Regions from separate parts of the Homo sapiens genome. Here regions 2 and 3 are each linked to region 1. Evidence: read pairs that join two places in POLR2A ChIA-PET (ENCODE). Cell type or tissue: PC-9. All regions are shown on one strand.

Region 1 (2,500 bases):
TAGTAGAGCCGAAAAATATACCAGAACCTAAGTCAAAAAGTTCATTGTAAAGGAGGAAATATTTTTCCCCAAAATTAAAGCCATAACTGGCAATTCTTAGAAAAATCATTACTCCCAGCTAATATACTCCCCAAAAGTTTAATAAACAAACAAAACCACCCATCATTGTGGACCAAGAGTTTCAGAAAAATTTATCTAACATTAGAAGTTCAGGTATGAAATGTCACAGATACTAACTTTGGAAGTAAGTATAGCACTATTAAGTGGGCAGAACTCTCTGCTATGATGTGGGTCACAAACTGCCACAGTCTATAAGATGGCATTTCTGTTTCACACAAGATCTTTCATAACAGAACAACTTAGAATCTTCACATGAAGAGTGTGACTTACATGCTGCATGCTTCGTGACATCCTTTCAAGTTTGGTTTCTTTGGGATGGCAGAGAAAAATCCATCAACAGTGCAGTGAGACATCACTTCAGGCCACAGGGAGCTTTCAGATGGGAAAAGTTGAAGACACCCAACCAGCACAGAAAAGTTCCTGGTGAATGTTTTCCAGTACGTGGCAGGTGCTCAGTAAATGATTCCCAGTGATGACCACCTCCCCTCTTAACCCTATGGTAGTGAAGGCACCAGGTAAAATTGGCGAGCCTCCGATGATTCAGTCATTCATTCAATAACTATTGATTCAACCGTCTGGCTGAAAGTTAAGCCACATAACAAAGAGACCAAGTATAGTGGCTTAAAGACATGCAGGTTTATTCTGCACTCATGGAACATTTCAAGGCAAATGGTCTGGGCTGGGTGAAGCTCTGCCACATGTGGCCATTTAGGCCCATGTCTGTCCATCCAGTTGCTCTGCCACCCTCCAGAGTGTGTCCTTGTCTGCACAGTCAGGCTGATCATGGGCACCGCCACGCTCCTGTCCTCAGGAGGGAAAGGTGGGTACACATCTAGGGCTGGGGAATGCATTCCGAGCAAATGAGGCAGAAGCTAAACACATCACTTCCTCTCCCACTCTTCAGGTGATGTCTTAGCACTCAGCAGCACAGCCGCAAGGGAAGCTGGGACGTGTGGCCTAGCTGGGCATCTAGCAAAGCCAGCAATACCAGCTTAGAGCAGGGCCTCCTGCAAGGCCCAGATGACTGAAGTACCTGCTCCCATGGAGTTTATAGTCAGGTGGGGAAGCACAGAGATAGGTAAAGAAGTCATGACCAAATGTAAAGGCCCAGGAGAGAATGAAAATGGTGCTGTAACAAAGACTGATATGGAGTGAGACAATACAGAAGGGTTTGTGGGGAACAAGTGTAGACCAGGTGGTCAGGTGAGGGTTAAGCTGAGACCTAAAGGGGAGGAATGCATGGATGCATGCCAAAACAAACAAACAAACAGAAAAAAAAAAGAATGCACTAGACAGAAATACCTGATGCACAAAGTCCCTGGAGGCTGAAAGTTGGGCATGTATGAGGCCAGACCAGAGAGCGGGGCTGGAGCAGAGCGAGGTTGGGAGGGGAAGAGCAAGGCTGGCAGGGGAGGAGCTTCAAGCCAGGCATGTAAAGGGAGCACAGCAGGATCCCAAAGGCCCTCGAAGGCCTGGATGAGGAACCTGGATATCTGAAGTGCAATGGGAAGGCAGGTTATGGGACATGATTTACATTTTTAAATATCCTGTGGCCGCTGTGGGGAGAATGCAGCCATCGGTGTAATCCACCTGTTATTCTGAGAAGGGAACTCTAAGGCCTAGAAAGTGAAGGTTTAAATCTTGTCTCTAAAGAATAATTTTAAGATGAGAAATGAATCCCCTGGTAGCCAAAGCTTCTTTGGGTTTTCAGAGGGTCTTCTGAGACCAGCCATCCAGGACAGCGGCCCGAGGCCATGATCAAAAGTCCAGAGCCTTCAAACCAGCTTTGCTGGAAGAAAGATGAGGTAGGAAGCAGGTTGTGGGAGGGGTAGTGATGGGGTTTATGTCTAAGCCACTTCTTATCTCCAGCAGAGGTGCTGCTTACACTTTTGGATTCCAAGTTTGTTTACTTGACTTGAAAATGCAGGTAGCTGCGATGCGAAAGTTCGTTTCTCTCCAGGATATGGGATACAAAAAGCAGAAATACAAAAAGTAGAAACACATTTTCTGGTTTTGTTTATCTTAACGTGAAAAATAATATACATCACAATAAAAATAATATACATCACACATCACACGCTGGGGCCTGTTATGGGATGGGGGTGGGGGGAGGAATAGCATTAGGAGAAATACCTAATGTAAATGACGAGTTGATGGGTGCAGCAAACCAACATGGCACATGTATACCTATGTAACAAACCTGCACGTTGTGCACATGTACCCTAGAACTTAAAGTATAAGAAAAAAAATTAATTAAATAATTAAAAAAAGAAAAAATATATATAGATTTACTTGTAACAGAATGGTAGGCAAATACATCTAGATTGTCTACATCTTTTAAAATGCAGTCTTGGATTTACAAATACGTGCAGATGTCAAT
Region 2 (2,500 bases), 260 kb after region 1:
TTTTTGTTCATATATAAGGGCTTGCTTCTAACTGGGGCATTTATTGTAGGCAACTTTGGCTTTGGGGATTCACGTGGTGGCGGTGGAAATTTCGGACCAGGACCAGGAAGTAACTTTAGAGGAGGATCTGGTGAGTTTCAAGTTCTACGTGTTTAAAGGATGAGTGTGCTTTTATTTTAAATATGATTAGGTTTTCATTAGTAGAATCAAGAAATCCAACCTAAGTCAATTTTCCTAAGACTTCAAATAGATTGTATCCTGGCAAGCTCTTGTGATTTGGCCAGACAAGAAGTTAATAGAGTTGTATTAATAACAGTTGTATTTATCTGGATTAATAATGTAACATGAAGTGTCATCCGAAAAGCTTTGACCCCCATCAAGTGTCATTCTTACGTATAAATAGGATGGAATCTCTAAGATTGAGACTTGTTAAGAGTCCAAAATTTAGGCGGTAGATTTAATTATATGCTTTCATGTTTTGTGGGTAAACTGGTAGCACTGGTGTGTCCTTTTCTGCGGTTCTTAATTATTGTGCTGAGGTAGTAAGAGAACTGAAAATGAATATTAGCAATAATGCTGAACAGTTTATAGTAAACGTAATCTTTTTTTGGCCCCTAACAGATGGATATGGCAGTGGACGTGGATTTGGGGATGGCTATAATGGGTATGGAGGAGGACCTGGAGGTCAGTTTTCCTCTACGTTTTGGTTTGTTTATGTGACTAATACTTAACTATATCGTATATTTACTTCATTTATATTTTGAGTTTTTAAACATTTTATATTAGTGTCTATAAATGGCTTGGGTGATAGTGGTCCAGTTATTTCTAAGTAGTTTTGCCATCTTAGCTGTTATAGCCTAAGGAATAGAGTGCCATTTTAAATGAAAATGTAAAGATAACCATCAGAGTATCTCATCTTTTCTCAAGCAAAATGATTGGATCTAGATATATCTTTGTACGTGCTTCTCTGGAAAAGTACAGAATACTGGATTTAACAGAGTAAAACCTAAGGGGGTGGTATATGTAGGAAAAAATATGAAATATGTCTAAACCCGTAACTAGATGGGAAGCATCCCAGGATAACTTTCAAAAAGCGTAACCTACGGAAATGTTCCAAAATGTTTAGTGTGCTCCTGGCTGCAGATAAGGTTGTGAACTACCATTAAACATGAAGTGTGATATATCATTGGCGTACAGAAAAGGCTGATACACACTGACAGATTTTGTAACAAGGGACATTTAAAACTGAGCTGGTAATAGACTTGATTTCTGGTGTTGCCACTCAATAGGCATGACTAAATAGTGTATCTCACTGTTCTACTTTTTATAATTAAAATTTTAGAGGAAGCTGAGTTCTTGTATTTAACTACAAGTTAGAGACTCAGCCCACAAGCTTTTTTTTTTTTTTTAATATGGTTTCTTTTTTTTTTTTTTTTTTGAGACGGAGCCTTGCTCTGTCACCCAGGCTGGAGTGTAGTGGCGCGTCTCTGCTCACTGCAATCTCTGCCTTCCCGGTCCAAGTGATTCTCCTGCCTCAGCCTCCTGAGTAGCTGGGATTACCGGCGTGCACCACCACGCCCAGCTAATTTTAGTATTTTTAGTAGAGACGGGGTTTCCCCATGTTGGTCAGGCTGGTCTTGAACTCCTGACCTCGTGAACTGCCCACCTTGGCCTCCCAAAAACGCTGGGGTTACAGGCGTGAGCAACCATGCCCAGCCTTTTTTTTTTTTTTATTTTTGTTTTGCAGTATGTGAAAGTGTAAATTTTTGTTTATGTCCGCACTTCTATTTACAGTAAAGAACATACTGTGTGGAGTGTTGGGTCTGTTTTTTTTCTTTGAAATGGGGTCTGGCTTTGTTGCTCAGACTGGAGTGCAGTGGTGTGATCTTGGCTTACTGCAATCTTAGTCTCAAGCCATCCTCCCACCTCAGCCTCCTGGGTAGCTGGAACTACGGGGTGTGCCACCATGACCGGCTAATTTTGTGTTTTTTTGTAGAGGTGTGGGGGTTTTGCTGTGTTGCCCTGGCTGGTCTTGAATTCCTGGGCTCAAGCAATCCACCCGCCTCAACTTCCCGTACTGCTGGGATTACAGGTGTGAGCTGCTGCGCCCAGCCAAGAACATTGTTTCGTTTTTTGAGAGGGAGTCTCTCTCTGTCGCCCAGGCTGGAGTGCAGTGGTGTGATCTCAGCTCACTGCAACCTCTGCCTCCCGGGTTCACGCCATTCTCCTGCCTCAGCCTCCAGAGTAGCTAGTACTACAGGTTGCTGCCACCATGTCCGGCTAATGTTTTGTATTTTTAGTAGAGATGGGGTTTCACCGTGTTAGCCAGGGTGGTCTCAATCTCTTGACCTCGTGATCCGTCCGCCTCGGCCTTCCCAAAGTGCTGGGATTACAGGCATGAGCCACTGTGCCCAACCGAGAACATTGTTTTAAGATATGTAATTCGTAGAGAGACATAATAGAAACTTTATCTTTTGGGCCAGTAGGAGGAAGTGCTCTT
Region 3 (2,500 bases), 660 kb before region 1:
AAAAGGCTAGTCCCCTTCTACCTCGAAATGCCAGCTTCACCCTCACAGGCAAGTACATTTCCTCAATAATTTTCCTCTCTATTCTGTGATTTTGGTGCCTCTTCTTACCCACGATATTCCTCACCTTCCTCCCCGGCTGCACAGCCTTGGAACCGCCAGAGGCCCTCTCAGACGCCTTCAGGAGGACACCCCTTGAATGGTAGAAAGACACCACGGGCACCTTTGCTGCTCCAAGTATTCTTCTAGTGCTGAGAAAATCTTTTCTTCTAGTCCCCCTGGATGAGAGATCGGGAGCCACGGGGATTTGGGGGAATTGGTGGAACCAAGGGGTCCTCTCAGTAAAGAAAAGCTCTGCGGTTTTGGGGGAGCCGGGTGAACTGCTGTGGGATTTGTCTAGAAAGGGCGCAGCGGCGGCGGCTGGTAATTTCTGGAGGTGGAAATCAACAATCGGCATTTTCGCTTAAAAAACAAAACACCAATAGCAAACCAACAAATAAAAACCTTCCGCCAGCATAAATTATTATTTTAAAATAATCTCGCCTACGCTTGCTCCAAAGCCAGTCCTTTGGATTTAAGCAGAGCGGCTTGAGGCTGGGGCACCGACCATCTGCATGCCAGGACGCTGGACCTTCATCTTGAGGTCGGAGCCCCACTTCTGCCCGCTGAGGCCCGCGGCCCAGGAGCCACGTATCGGGGCGGATAGAGGCCCTGGCCGGAACGAAGCTCCCGCCCCAGATCTCCCTGGGCTCCCACGGCTCCTCAGGTCTGGTCCCCGCGTTTTGCCCGGCAGGGTCTTGGCGCCAGTGGAAAGGTATGCTTTCAGGGCGCCCCAGCCCTTGCTCGGGAGCCCTCGGTCCCCTTGGCCCAGAGAATCCCTTCCCCTGGCAGGTTCTTACGGAGAGCTGGCCTTCCCGGCAGCTGGCTTAGCTGAGAAGGCGGTGAGAGTCGCGTCAGCAGTTTGGAGGAGAAAGTGCGGGTTGATTATTGACCCACGCCTTCTTTCTTCAAATGCCACATCCGACCGGGCGGGTTTGAAGAGAAAATGCCGCCGAACGGATTTTTGCGGCTGGCTCTCACCTCCTACGCGGCCAGCTCCCCCTTTCAAGTTGCTCTGCAATATGCCATAAGGAGCAAGTGTTTGCTGTTTTGTGCTCTGTTTACAGCTTTGGGGCGCCGAGTCATAAATCTTGCCCAGCCATAAATGACAAAAACCATTGGTATGCATGAGGCCACCCTGGCCCGGAGTGCTTTTTGATTTCTCCCTTTTCCCCTGGCTTTGTTTTTGCTCTAAGGTGACACTTTGGCTCCTTGACAGTTTAAACATACTACTTATATTTTTAACACCTTCCTTTGAGAAGGACCCGCCGTTGACGCCTTGGGATTGCAGCAAAAGAGAGAAATCTCCATTTCTCTTTTTGCCACACTCGTACCCTTGCAGAGTTTGCTTCTGAAGCTGGGAGCAAAGGAGGCTTTAGGAGGAAAATCATCCACTTTCAAGTTGTGGCAATATTACCAGGCAAATTCGGACCTTTCTTTTGCCCAGCTCAGCGTTACTCCATCCCACTAATGAGGAAAATATGTATATACATATATATAATATATATTATATATATAATATATATTATATATATAATATATATTATATATATATGTATGTTTTAGGAATCCGTTTGAGAAACCACATATTCCTCTGCCCTGCGTGTGTGTGTGTGTGTGTGTGTGTATGATGTCGGTTTCTCTTGGGGTCAGAGCTTTCTCTGTCTTCCCTGTGGGTGAGCTGCGTGTCTGCACTCTGAAATGGGCACATGAGCCCTGGAGATCCGCGTTTCTAAACACCCTTGTTTGTACCTGAGCCCAGAGCATCCCATTTCACTGCTGGAACAAGTACCTGTCTCTCCCAGGACATTTTTCTCCTGGCTGCTAGGATGTCAGCAGTTTCTGCCTGAAAATTTAACCAAAGAGAGCCCAGTTGGCTCTTGAGGGTCTCTAGAGAAAAGCCTTATCCCAGCTCCCCACACCCCCACCCAAAGATCTGTTTGGGAGTTGCAGGTGAAGTAAACTGGGCAAAGTCTGGGAAACTCACTTTTCTTGGTTCTCTTTCCCCTCACCCCACAATTGGAAGTGTCCAGGGCAGAGGAATACGAAGTTTCTCAAACGAATTCCTAAGAAATAGAGCCCAGCAAGAGAGCCCCTTTGTGAGAGCCGTTTGTCCTCATTAGCATAATTTTCCTGGACTTTCGTGACGCCTGGGAGCAGGAGAGGGAGGGCGTTGGGGGGTGGGGGGAGGCTGCCCTCCTCCCGCCACCGCCGAGCTCCCCTTCTCCCTCCGGTCCCTCCCCTCGCCTCAGCCCCATCCCCCACACCAGCCCGCGCTTCCCCAGCCGCCTTGGTCTCCCCTCCCGCCCGCCCCAACACCCCCCACCGCACCCCCGGACCAGACGCTGCTCCGCGTGTAATATTCATAAGAAACATACCCAAGTCGGTGCCACTAGCCCAGGCA

What was found. ChIA-PET counts read pairs that join two places held together with the same protein. Peaks named below come from ENCODE experiments on the same cell type or tissue, not always from the same donor. Only the 100,000 strongest peaks of a DNase experiment are listed, where the experiment ranks them.
Region 2: POLR2A ChIA-PET joins it to region 1 with 5 read pairs; 2 of 35 experiments call an interaction of 5 or more read pairs at or near these places.
Region 3: POLR2A ChIA-PET joins it to region 1 with 5 read pairs; 1 of 35 experiments calls an interaction of 5 or more read pairs at or near these places.

Annotation. Positions count from the first base shown.
Region 1 is chr7:26,451,162-26,453,661 of GRCh38, reverse strand. All of the region lies in intron 1 of LINC02981 (long intergenic non-protein coding RNA 2981), which reads right to left. Among named protein-coding and RNA genes, the nearest start is that of SNX10-AS1, 53 kb to the right of the region's middle. In PC-9, no CTCF peak of the experiment used is centred here; a DNase peak (open chromatin) is centred at 1,401.
Region 2 is chr7:26,194,031-26,196,530 of GRCh38, reverse strand. HNRNPA2B1 (heterogeneous nuclear ribonucleoprotein A2/B1) reads left to right here. Exons shown (of 11, transcript NM_002137.4): 6 at 50-130; 7 at 622-684. Among named protein-coding and RNA genes, the nearest start is that of HNRNPA2B1, 5.5 kb to the left of the region's middle. In PC-9, no CTCF peak of the experiment used is centred here; no DNase peak of the experiment used is centred here; H3K4me3 peaks cover 190 bases; H3K27ac peaks cover 2,252 bases.
Region 3 is chr7:27,113,968-27,116,467 of GRCh38, reverse strand. The region is part of intron 4 of HOXA3 (homeobox A3); the gene reads left to right. Among named protein-coding and RNA genes, the nearest start is that of HOXA-AS2, 6.7 kb to the left of the region's middle. RefSeq lists a silencer at 737-952. In PC-9, a CTCF peak has its summit at 2,095; DNase peaks (open chromatin) are centred at 1,157, 1,837 and 2,227; H3K4me3 peaks cover 2,373 bases; H3K27ac peaks cover 2,380 bases.